Regions from separate parts of the Homo sapiens genome. Here region 1 is linked to region 2. Evidence: read pairs that join two places in POLR2A ChIA-PET (ENCODE). Cell type or tissue: endothelial cell of umbilical vein. All regions are shown on one strand. Links, peaks and the distances in the headings refer to the core of each region. The heading gives the core; the rest is flanking DNA. Region 1 overlaps CD9 (CD9 molecule). Region 2 overlaps VWF (von Willebrand factor).

What was found. ChIA-PET counts read pairs that join two places held together with the same protein. Peaks named below come from ENCODE experiments on the same cell type or tissue, not always from the same donor. Only the 100,000 strongest peaks of a DNase experiment are listed, where the experiment ranks them.
Region 1: POLR2A ChIA-PET joins it to region 2 with 5 read pairs; 6 of 35 experiments call an interaction of 5 or more read pairs at or near these places.

What each region holds. Positions count from the first base shown.
Region 1 is chr12:6,217,295-6,226,850 of GRCh38, reverse strand. CD9 (CD9 molecule) reads right to left here. Exons shown (of 8, transcript NM_001769.4): 2 at 1,317-1,425. LOC105369625 (a long non-coding RNA gene) reads left to right here. Exons shown (of 5, transcript XR_001748979.2): 5 at 2,633-2,882. Among named protein-coding and RNA genes, the nearest start is that of CD9, 22 kb to the right of the region's middle. RefSeq lists enhancers at 2,301-2,854, 2,855-3,406, 3,407-3,960, 7,600-8,472, 7,703-8,902 and a silencer at 7,294-7,588. In endothelial cell of umbilical vein, for the core only: no CTCF peak of the experiment used is centred there; DNase peaks (open chromatin) are centred at 4,420 and 4,530; H3K27ac peaks cover 1,422 bases.
Region 2 is chr12:6,065,981-6,068,480 of GRCh38, reverse strand. All of the region lies in intron 10 of VWF (von Willebrand factor), which reads left to right. Among named protein-coding and RNA genes, the nearest start is that of SNORA120, 27 kb to the right of the region's middle. In endothelial cell of umbilical vein, for the core only: a CTCF peak has its summit at 719 (motif pointing left); a DNase peak (open chromatin) is centred at 940; H3K27ac peaks cover 2,500 bases.

The DNA.
Region 1 (9,556 bases), core at 3,072-5,571, 160 kb before region 2:
GCATTCTAAGCCTGTCACAGACTCCCAAAAAATGGTCTGTTGCCAAAACAAGTCAGGGCGCTATAGAAACCTGTTCCCCAAAAACTCTGTGTGTATGTGTAGTTTTTTTTCTAAACATACATTGTGCTTTCTCTCACTTTCTTTCCGATAATAGAGAGACACACCCCAAAAAACCCCAGCTAACAATAAAAAGCAGTAAACCCAGCAAAACTATCCACAGGGCTCAAATGTTACGCAACCAAAGGAGCTGTTTTTAAAGACTCTCCCTACCCAGTTCAAGAGGTGGGAAAGGGAAGGTCTACGTGGCTGGCCAGCCTTGCTTCTCCCTGAGGGACTGGGAGATAACTGTTTTCTCCCTCGTTTGTAAAAATAACTTTTTTGGTGGGTGGGAAGGAAGTGACCAAACTTACATTTTGAGCCTGACAACATGTCAGCGTCATCCTAAAAATAGGAGGTTTCCTTTGTTCCTCACAAATGAAAAGTTTCCTACCTCCAAGCCAGGCAGAGTACAGCCGCAGAGTCTGAATTCACGCAGACGCGGGCAACTGCACTTGGCAGGCACCAGGCTCCCCCTCCTCTGAAGGGAGCTTTGACGTGGTGATACGGCAACGAGAGGGATAGAATGGTCTAGCAAGGCTGCCAAGAAGCCTGAGTGTAGAAAGAAACCTGCCAAGTCTGTTCATGTTCAGAGGATCCCAGGCAGGTTTAAACTGGAAGCCTCTCTCCCAAAGCAAAAGTCGTGTCAAATACAAACAAATAAAACTAAACACTACAGCATTTACCCCAGTACCAGGGGTCCAAAGGACTGGGCAGAGTCCATTCTAGTCTCTCCTATTGTTGCTGTGTTTTCCAGGAGGCTGATGTTTTTCCCAGTCTCAGAGTCCCTATCTGAACAGTGAAGAGGAAAGCTGTCTATATCTTCTTCCAGCACTGCAGATCCCCAGGACAAAGCTTTTTGAATTAAGGAAATGATGCAGGATAAGAAGACAATCAGGAGAGAGCATCAGAGATGAGAACAGAGGTTCGTAAACCCTCAAGAATGAGTACAACTTTGGCAGAGGCTACATCACATCAGAGAACCATCAACATGCCTGACTTGGCCATCAGGAAAAGAAACCACATCAGTTAAACGCAAATTCCCAGGCACAACGACACACACAAAAACTGCACAACTTGAAAGGGACACGACTGGCCAGCGTGGCTAGAGCAAAAGTCTTTCCCAAGCCCAAGTCCCTGGGTCAACATGGGGCCTCCAAAGTTGCAGGAACTTTGTTGGAGCCAGGGTCTGAATTCACTGAGCCTTCCCCGTCCCTCACCTGTGTAGAAGCTGGAATTATTATTATTAGTTTCTTGCTCGAAGATGCTCTTGGTCTGAGAGTCGAATCGGAGCCATAGTCCAATGGCAAGGACAGCAATCCCGGCAAGCTGCAAGACATACAGGACATCAGCATTAATTCTGGCTGCCAGCAACAACACAGTCCCCACGCGCTTAAGGGTGAGACTTGCAAAGGACTTTGTGACCACCCTTGGTCTCTGCCCCTCATATACGCCTGGTAGTTGTAGATGCCATTACGGGGTGTGTTTGATTCATGCAGGTACTAAAAATACCAGCAAGCGAGGAATAAACAGTGACCTACCTGCCGCCCATTGGCTGAAGGGGTATTTTATAGGCAACAGAACACTATACAGCAGTGAAAACGAGTAACTCTAGCTACACGCAACACCATGAGTGCATCTCACAATGCTAAACCAAGAAGCCAGAGCCACAGGCACACACACAATATGATTCCATGTAGTTAAAAACGCTATGCTGTTTAGGGATGCACACAGAGCTAGACGCTTACATGTGCCTATAAATGATAAAGGAAAAGCATTGTTATCAGGTGAGTGGTGATGTTTAGGTGGAGGAGGAAATTATGCTCAGGGAGGTGCCATGTGGCTGGGGGTGTCGTATTCTAACTGTTGACTTGGGTGATGGTTACACAGTTCCGGACACACATGCACCAGGGAGGGCAGCTGCAATGTCCCTGGAGACCTGCTGCTCAGTAAATGACATGCCAGGGCCTCCCCTCGCTGGCACTGCTGAACTAGATGCTGTGCAGGAGGCCTCCTGCCAAGTCCCCCCAGTGCCAGCTGAGCTCCCTCGTCGTCACCCGTACCAGGGCTTGCCGGGGGAGTGACTCACAGGCCTCCAGTGTGGTAGCCGGCTGGACGCAGGAGTGGGTGGGCCCAGGTTTTGCTGGTCCACCCTCCTCAACAGAGGCACTCTTATGTCAGAGCCCGCTCATCAGGGACCTTGGTTCTCGGCTCCAGGAGCTATTGATAGCCCATGGTGTGGACAGGCCTCTCTTTCCTTCCTCCTTTCCTCCTCTCCTTTCCCTTACGATATGGCAGTGAGTGTGGGCATGTTGGGTGGACAGCAGATGTGGCAATAGTGGGAAGGGCCACCCAGACCTCCGCCTGCAGCAGTCACAAACTCACCTACCCCCCAGGAGCATAAGGGGATTTGCTCCTGCCAGGGAGGTGTGCTTCCACCACGAGGGGCTGCAGAGTCTAGCTTCATATTCTATTGCTTCAGTGTTCCCATCTGTAAAGCAGGGATTGTGAGATGCGGCCCTTCCCTGCCTTTTAGGTATGGCTAAAGAATAAAGAAGATAATATCAGAAGTGCATCTGAAGAGGAAGGTACCAAATGGGCTCTGGGAGAACCACCTCACTTTACCAGCATGAAGCCCCACCAGCCCTGCACTCCCAGCCTGTGGACTGTCACTCAGCATCTTCTCAGCCTCTCAGCCGCACCTTAGGGCAGGCAGCTCCAAACATTGGTAAGGACTGTACGACGCCACATGCCCCGCGGCTGGACAAGGCAGAGGAGAAAAACTCACACAGGCACAAGAATTTGAGAGTTCAAATGAACTTGAGAGTTCTGAGTTCAAAGACGAGTCTGATTTTCTTTCTTAATAAAAGGCCAGTGAGGGAGGGTCTCCTGGCCTAATCCAAAGGCAGCAAGCAGATCACTGTTTGGTTGGGGAGAAGCGTGAGTCTCCACCGTCCTGGACCCAGCAGGGTACTCGCATTCAGACCATGGGTTCCCCGACCAAGAGCACTGCAGTTAGCTTAGGCGGGGAGGCGGGCCCTGCTGGGAGCGTGCTGGGCTAGAAGAGTTATGTGGCTTGAATTCACGTACACAAGGGACTAGACAAGCACACACTGGGCGGTCTTGACTCTGTACATGGCAAGTCCTGGCCTGGGTCCCCCCCCAGGTCCCTGAGCATTAAAAGTACAAAGGTGGGCTGGGTGCAGTGGCTCACGCCTGTAATCCCAGCTCTTTGGAAGGCTGAGGCGGGTGGATCACGAGGTCAGGAGATCGAGACCATCCTGGCTAACACAGTGAAACCCCGTCTCCACTAAAAATACAAAAAATTCTCCAGGCGTGGTGGCGGGCGCCTGTAGTCCCAGCTACTCCAGAGGCTGAGGCAGGAGAATGGCGTGAGCCCGGGAGGCGGAGCTTGCAGTGAGCGGAGATTGCGCCACTGCACTCCAGCCTGGGCGACAGAGCGAGACTCCCTCTCAAAAAAAAAAAAAAAAAAGTACAAAGGTGATACCTTCCCTCCTTCCACCCCAACCCCAGGGAGGCCCAGTCAGTCCCCTGGGAATGGAAGACTGAAGCTGCTGGCCTCCTGGACATAAAAGCGTTAACCTGAAAACTGTAGGCCGGTGCTCAATTTTGGTCCACGTTTAGCCACAACCTGTTTCTCACCCTGGTCCTCCCTCTCGCCCTGGTCTTGTGATGCTCTTGCGCGCATAGGGAGATAGCGAGACAGTGCTCATTACTGTCCTTTTTGCTCTAGGCTTGTGCTTATCAAGCAATTATCTCCCAAGTCATCTTACTTCCCCTGATGAGTGAAGTTATGACCCCACCCCTTATCTGCTGGGAAAACTGAGTCGCAGAAAAGAACGAAAACAATCCCAGGTCTGCCAAGGAACTAAGCTGTAAGATGAGGTAAAGCTACGCTCTGCACAGCAGCCTCTCACGAGCAGGAGCTGCGTCTCTCTGGGAATGTTCCACGCTCAGATAATGACAGGGTACCCCAGTGGAACCTCCAGGGGTAAGGCCCCTTCCATCTTATAGAGAGCCCCAATGTCGAGGACCCTGAGCCAATATGTTAAGTCCAGTCATTGATCCGGTCTCTGTGCACAGGTGGTAAGAAGGATGCTGGGCTGGAGAACTGGAACCACGAGGGAAAAGGAAGCATCTCAGGTCTCTTATCTTGGCCAAGGGCCAGGCCAAGCCCGGAGTCGGGAGTCCCCCGCATTCGGACCCCACCTTAAACCTTACATCATGCGGCTTGGTTGTCAAAGCTACAACATTTCACTACAACCAGGAAGGAAAAGCAGCTGGCTCTGGAGAAATGGGAAAAGCTGCCATAGGTCTCGGTCTCACAGGCTTAACAACTCACAATAAGAGAGGAGAAAGGTTCAAGTAACCCAGAGAAAAGGGAGGGCCAGGGGCATGACTGGGAACACTTGGACAAAAATCAGGAGTGAACCCTGCTGCCTTTTCTGACAGAATGACTGAGTTCACCGGCCGGGGGGGATGCTATGTGAACCATCAGCTGCCCCATTTTCTGTAACGCTGTTGGAGACATTGCTCCAGTTGGCTGAGTCACAATGGCTTGGGGTCACAGGGTCACAAAACTTGTATAACCAGTGCCACCCAATAATGCCTTTCATGGTTGTCAGGCAGCGCTATCTAAGGCGCTCTGAAGTATTTTCTAGGAGAACTCACTTTCTGGTGTGGCATAGAGGGGCTCCCCTGTCCCCATCCGGCTTTCACCCCAGCTGCTTTATTTTTTGAGACAGGGTCTTGCTCTCGTCACCCAGGCTGGAGTGCAGTGGTGCAATCATAGCTCACTGTAGCCTTGGACTCCTGGGCTCAAGCCATTCTTCCACCTCAGCCTCCTGAGTAGCTGGGATTACAGGTGCATGCCGCTAATCCTGGCTAATATTTTAAACCCTTTTTTTTTTTTTTTTTTTTGTAGAGCCAGGGGTCTCGCTATGTTGCTCAGGCTGGTCTTAAATTCCTGGCCTCAAGCAATCCTCCTGCCTCAGCCTCCCAAAGCACTTGGATTACAGGTGTGAGCCACTGCGCCCAGCTTCAGCTACTTTAATAATAGGAGAAACTAAATGGGAGGGGCCAGGAGCAAGAAAAAAAGAGAGCTTTAACCCTTAAAAGAGGGTGCCAAGTCAATTATTCAGGGACTCCATAAATGAGAATATAGGAGTCCGGGAGGCCAAGGGGTCGATGGCTTCCACCCAGGTTAATTAACAGACATATGGCGGCATGCTGACCATGTAATTTCTTCGATGGCTGCCCCACCCCAGCCTATCATCCCAGGAGCAGAGCAGGTTTGATGCGGATGCTGAATGAGACAGTGCCCTGTTCCCAGGGCTCTGGAGAGAGGATGGCAACCTGTAGTATGCCCAGCTGGTCGGGCGGGGATGCGGGGATGCAGGAGAGAGCCCATAGCTTCTACTCCCAGCTCGCGGCCCTGCCCATGGTTTCCTCTTTTGTTTCCAAGAAAAGCCAAATGGAAACATTCTGGTTTTGCTGGGAAAAGCTCCTTTGCTATCTGGCCAAAAAATGGTTCCATCCCTTTGAGAGGGCCGAGAGGAAAAGGGTCATTTTTTCCCATTGTTTTACTGGAAATTTCTTCGTTTCTTCACTGGTGCTAGGCCCTGAGAAAAACATGAGCCAAACCTCAACTGAGCACAGTCTACAAAATACTTGCCTAGCACTTCTCTCCAAACTGTCAAGGTCATGGAAAACAAGGAAAGACAGAAACTGTCACAGCCCAGAGAAGACTGAGGGGGCATGACAACTGTCCTGTGGTGTCCTGGATAGGACCCTGGAACAGAAATAGGACGTTACATGAAAAACTAGTGAAATCCGACTAAGTCCAGAGCTCAGTTAACAGAATGTACCAACGGTGGTTTCCTAGTTGTGACAAATGAAACACAGTAATATGAGATGGTACAATAGGGGAAACTGGGGAGGAGGATGAGGGAATTCTCTACACTATCTCTGCAACTTTTCTGTAGATCTAAAATTATTCTAAAACAAAGTGTATAAAACAATAATAAAGAAGCAGGGGTCTCTCTCTTTCAAAGCTTCCTGTCTCCTTCAAGAACCTGCTCCACTAATTAACCTCTTTCCTGACTATGCAGGTCTGCCTCTGCCACTTTTTTGACCTTTGCGAAGACACAGACAGGTCTCCCTAACCTAAAAATCCAAACAGAAGAAAACCAGAAATAGAACCCTTTTTTTCTTCAACCTCGCAGCTCCTTCAGGGTGCTCTCTGCTTTCCTTTCACCCCTGAGCTGGCGTCTTAACCACCTCCAAGTCCTCACTGGCTCGTCACTGCATCTCTCCCAACCCGAAAGGGGTGGTGAGTCTTAAGACTTTTGCTGAATCCTTATGTCTTGGGATCCCACAGCAGCTGACACCACTGAACCCTGCCTCCTCCTTGTCTGCTCCTTAGATGCAATCTCTCCAAGTTTCCCGAGTTCAGCCTCGTGCATTGTGCCTCTGCTAGTACAAGTCCCTCTTAGAATGCTGTCGTGATCGCCTAAGCCAAGCCTGCTGCTTCCCCACCCATTTCCTCCCATTCCTCCCATGCAAATGGCAAATGCAACCCCTGAGCAAGCCAAGCACGTGAGCAGGCCAGTGTCGCATCCATCCTGTCCTCTCCAGCATCCATGCTCCACACTCTCTGCCCTTCCTCTATCTGGGGTTTGCCTCCCATCTCAGCAGAGCACAAGCTCCTTGAGGTCCAGGGGACCTCTGAGTCATTCTTTTATCTCCTTTGCCCCATCCATGCTTTGGACGGATGGTCATTAGTAAGTAATTACTCCATAAATGAATGACTACTTCAGTGAAAAAGTATTTGAAATCCACCCAGATCTCCTCTCCTGTGTCCTCTTCATTTGGACCAGCTTCCTTTCCCATCAGGCCTTTTATCCAGATCCATCTTCAAATGTCTCACAAGAGTCAGAAACCACAAAGAGGCCAGGCGCAGTGGCTCTTGCCTGTCATCCCAGCACTTTGGGAGGCCGAGGCGGGCGGATCATGAGGTCAGGAGATGGAGACCATCCTGGCTAACATGATGAAACCCTGTCTCTACTAAAAATACAAAAAATTAGCCGGGCGTGGTGGCGGGTGCCTGTAGTACCAGCTACTTGGGAGGCTGAGGCAGGAGAATGGAGTGAACCCGGGAGGCGGAGCTTGCAGTGAGCCGAGATCACGCCACTGTACTCCAGCCTGGGCGACAGAGCAAGACTCCATCTCAAAAGAAAAAAAAAAGAAACCACAAAGAACAATTATTTGCCCAGAGTAAATACTAAGGAAGCCCCATTAAGGTTGGTTGGGGAATATTTGGGGAATGACAACAATTTCCCTTTCTGTTGGTGAAGCATGTCCCAATGTGACTTACAGGCAAATCCTTATACAGACTTTGGAAAACCAAGTTTACAAAAAGCCCATGCAGGCCGGGTGCGGTGGCTCATGCCTGTAATCCCAGCACTTTGGGAGGCCAAGGCAGGCGGATCACTTGAGGTCAGGAGTTTGAGACCAGCCTGGCCAACATGGTGAAACCCCGTCTCTACTAAAACTACAAAAATTAGCCGGGCGTGGTGGTGTGTGCCTGTAGTCCCAATTACTTGGGAGGCTGAGGCAGGAGAATCACTTGAACCCGGGAGCCAGAGGTTGCAATGAGCGGAGATTGAGCCACTGCACTCCAGCCTGGGTGACACAGCGAGACTCCATCTCCAAAAATAAAAACAACAAAAAAACAACCCATGCATTGCTGTCCTCGGTCTTTATCTGCAACTCTGCCAGCACCCCCATCCCTCAAAGAAGTCCAGTCAAACACTCTTATGTTTGACGAACACAGGTAAGCTGGTCACCTGGGGCTTATGTGAGCCTCAGGAGACATGAGAACCCAAGAGTGCCCCAAACTCAGGCCCACAATGAATGGTGTCCTGGTCATCCCTTGCCACACCCACTCACCACTGAGAGCACAATTCACCCAAGGCTCCCACGCAAAGATGAGAATTTCAGTGACTCACACTGCAAAATCTTGCTGCAGGGACAGGTTCAGAAATCTTACACTGAAACACACACCTGGAGTTACAGGAAACATTTCCAATTTCAAAGGAGGATTAAACAAAAAACATCAAAGTGTAACGGAGCTTAGGGGCACCTGGCTGCTCTGGGGACTCTATGCCAAGTGTGCAAAACCAGTTCCAGTTAGAACCTGGGGAGGTTCGTATGTACAGCCTGGCCTCCTGATGGAAATTCTTGAAGTAGGTGTGCTGAAAAAGAGGAGGTAACCCAGAGGAAGAGGAAAAGAGCAGTGGGTTGAACGTGGTTTCAGTGTGGGGGAGGGCATACTGCATGCCACTCCCCGGGTGGGAGAAGCCAAGTTTGCCTATGGGACAAATCCTACTGCAAAGAAAAATCCTTTGTGGTCAAACAAACTGGGTGCTCTTGGCGTGGGCCCCCTTTTCCTCCAGGTCCCATCTTCTGTAATATGTACTGACTGGCCATACACTTTTTTTTTTTTGAGACAGGGTCTCACTCTGTCACCCAGGCTGGAGTGCAGTGGTATGACCATGGCTCACTGCAGCCTCGACCTCTCTAGGCTCAGATGATCCTCCCACCTCAGCCTCCTGAGTAGCTGGGACTACAGGTGTGCACCACCACGCCCAGCTAATTTTTAAAAATTATTTGTAGAGATGAAGTTTCCCCATGTTGTCCAGGCTGGTCTCGAACTCCTGGGCTCAGGAGATCCACCCAGCTTGGCCTCTCAAAGTGCTGGGATTACAAGCATGAGCCACTGTACCCAGCCCATTTTTTAAAAAGGACAAAATATTTGTTATGCTTCCTCTATTCAGCTGCCTTGGAAAGCCCAGAAAGTGGAGAGCAGATCATTGCTCACAGTGATTTCTTGCTGAGGATGCCTTGGCCTTGAGGTGGCCATATCTACCACTTTGGGAGGGGTTGGAGGTGGGCAGTGGTGAGTGGATGGAGTCCAGGAAGGAGGGAGAACTTTCTTCCCAACTTCCCATTGTCCTCCTGGAAAAGCAATGGCTACTTGGTTACTCTGCTGAGCCCATGGTCAAAATGATACACAATTTTCAACAAGGGACAGGTGGCTTAATAGAAAGAATAGTGAGCTGCTGCCTGCACAGCTGTGCCACCTAGGGCCTGCTTCTTTATGGGGTGGGCATCAGAATCATCTGGGAAAATACTTGTTTTTTTGAGACAGGTCTCAATCTGTCACCCAGGCTGGAGTACAGTGGCACAATCTTGGCTCACTGCAACCTCTGCTTCCCGGGCTCAAGCGATCCTCCTACTTCAGTCTCTCAAGTAGCTGGCACCACAGGTGGAAGCCACCATACATGGCTAATTTTTTTTTTTCTTATTTTTTTTGTAGAGACAGGGTTTCACCGTGTTGCTCAGGCTGGTCTTGAACTCCTGAGCTCAAGCAATCCAC
Region 2 (2,500 bases), core at 1-2,500:
AAAAAGAAATGCATCTTGCACATTTGGTAGAGATTATGTTGCAGGCTTTGGTGACAATTTGCATCTGGTGGAAGTCTGAGTTGCTTTGCTAAAGGCCTGTGGGTTGGGCATTTCTGCAGGGAAGGCTTTGGGAGGTAGAGGGTTGTGGGGCTGGGGAAACAAATGGTCTGGAGCAGGGCAGCCGCGTCCAGGGCTCACTACTGCAAACCAAAGGGTTTGTTTAGAAGAGGTAATGTGCTTCCATTAGGTGAGAGGTTCCGTTTTGTTTTTTTTCATGAGGCAGGATCTTTATTCACATAGAAATGGATCTGCTTTAACTTCTGGATTTTTTTTTTTTTTTTTTTTTGAGACAGAGTTTCACTCAGTCGCCCAGGCTGGGGTGCAGTGGCGTGATCTCAGCTCACTGCAACCTCTGCCTCCTGGGTTCAAGCAATTCTCCTGCCTCAGCCTCCCGAGTAGCTGGGATTACAGGCACCTGCCACCACACCCGGCTAATTTTTTGTATTTTTAGTAGAGACGGGGTTTCACCATGTTGGCCAGGCTGGTCTCGAACTCCTGACCTTGGGTGCTCCGCCTGTCTCAGCCTCCCAAAGTGCTGGGATTATAGGCATGAGCCATGACGGCCCGGCCTGGATGCTCTTTTTTTTTTAAATGCAGTTTTAGGAATCACCTGCCTTTCATTCATTCCCCAAACTTCCAGTGCCCATCTCCATCTAGTGGTGGGCCCGCTGTTCGTCAGGAGCTGCCTGTTGCTGACTGATGGGGAATATCCTAGTGTCCCATCCTGGGTGGAGGATGGGTGAGCGTGTTCGCATGGCCCATAGTTCTGGCTGACGTTCTAGCTCCCGTGGCTAACGGCTACCTGGCAGCTCACCCACCCATTTTCCTGTGTTTGTGGCTCTGTTGCTCAGTTGTACCGAGGAGATAAGCTCATATAATATTTAGACTTCTGATTTGCGAGAAACTTGGGAACACAAGTCAGTGAAGGTCAGAGAAGGAAATCAGATGAGACGATTAGATGCTGGCCCTGAAAGTTTTCCTTTCGAATATTTGCACATTTCTCGTTGACCCTTCTTTTCCTGGGTATTGTTAAAGAAGACAGAAGTCCATTTTCTTGCTTAGATAAGAGTGCTCTGAGAAAACACAGAAAGGCAGGGGGAAGAATTCCCACCCATTTTTACTGCCCTGGGGTCAAGACATTTGACACAAATGACCATATTACTGTGTTTGTAGAATGATGATAATTTCTGAAAAATGGTCAGTTCAAAAAGGCTTTCCTGAGACCTCACTGGACTTGAAATTACAGCACATCCAGAATGGGCTGGGACGATCCTGGCCCCTATCTTGTGGCCTGCTCTGTCCTCCACGAACAGTCACTCCTCACTCCCGCTCTTCTAGAGGGGGCAGCGGAGAAGGTGGGCCATGCTGATGGGAGTGATCTGGGGCCTTTCCACTTTCTCCTAATTTCCTCTGGGCTGGATGTGCCCTCCTGACCCATGCTGTCCTGGAAGGGATCCACTGTCCTGGGGACCAGGCAGAGGGATGTGTACATCCCTGAGGCACCTCATCCTTAATCCTGCCTTCATACACATCTCAAAGGCAGGCCCACACCTGGGTCCAGTACTGCACAGTCTAGCCTGGCCCCTGGCTGGGCCTGTCAGGGCACATGCGAGCATGAAGTGCCAGACAGTGAGGGCCTGTGGAGCTTGTCCTTGACAAGCTAGAATCTCTCTGTGCCTTTTGGGGACCCCTTGGCTGTGTGACAGGGCTAGCATTAGCCCCTGGAGCTGGGCCCACATAGGATGGTCTGTAGGACCCTCTTACATTTGTCTTTCCAACGTTGGTCTAGCATCTGTTCCCCAAAGGGGGAACTTCAGGTGGAGGCTGAGGTAGCGCTGTAGACAGCCAAGCTTCCGCTGTTTGGAGGGTCTCAGGGGAAGCCCTGTGCACTCTATGTGTCCTCATCTTTGCTTTGATCCTTAGAGAAAGGAACTCACACATGCACCGTAGAGTGACTGGGTGGGAAAAGTCTTCCTCCTTCACCAAATGGCAATGGTGTCTCTCTCTATATATATTTCTTTTTCTGTAGAGTAGATAGCAAAGATGAGAGCAGGTGGAGGAAATATATAGGGCAGGTTGGGAAGGGATCCAGATGCCCTTTTCAGCTTTGATGGGTCCATGTTTGGCCCTGAAGATGGGATTGCCTCAAGCCAGGCAGGTTGATGGAGAATCACTGGAGACATTGGCAGAGGCCTCCCCCTGCCAGGACACCTTCCAGGATGTGTGATCTCAGTTTGGAGGTGCATTGGGCCACAAGTATGGGGCCTAGGCTGGGGCGTGGGGGAGATGGTGTGGGAATTAGGGTGGGGACAAGCTGAGGGCTTTGGGTTGCAGGGTGATGAAGGGGAGTCCTAGTCCCCACCCACAGATGTGTCAGCCTGGGCTGGGAAGCTGGCGCTGCCGAGGTCAGCACTGCCTGGGTGGTGGTGAGATCATGGGC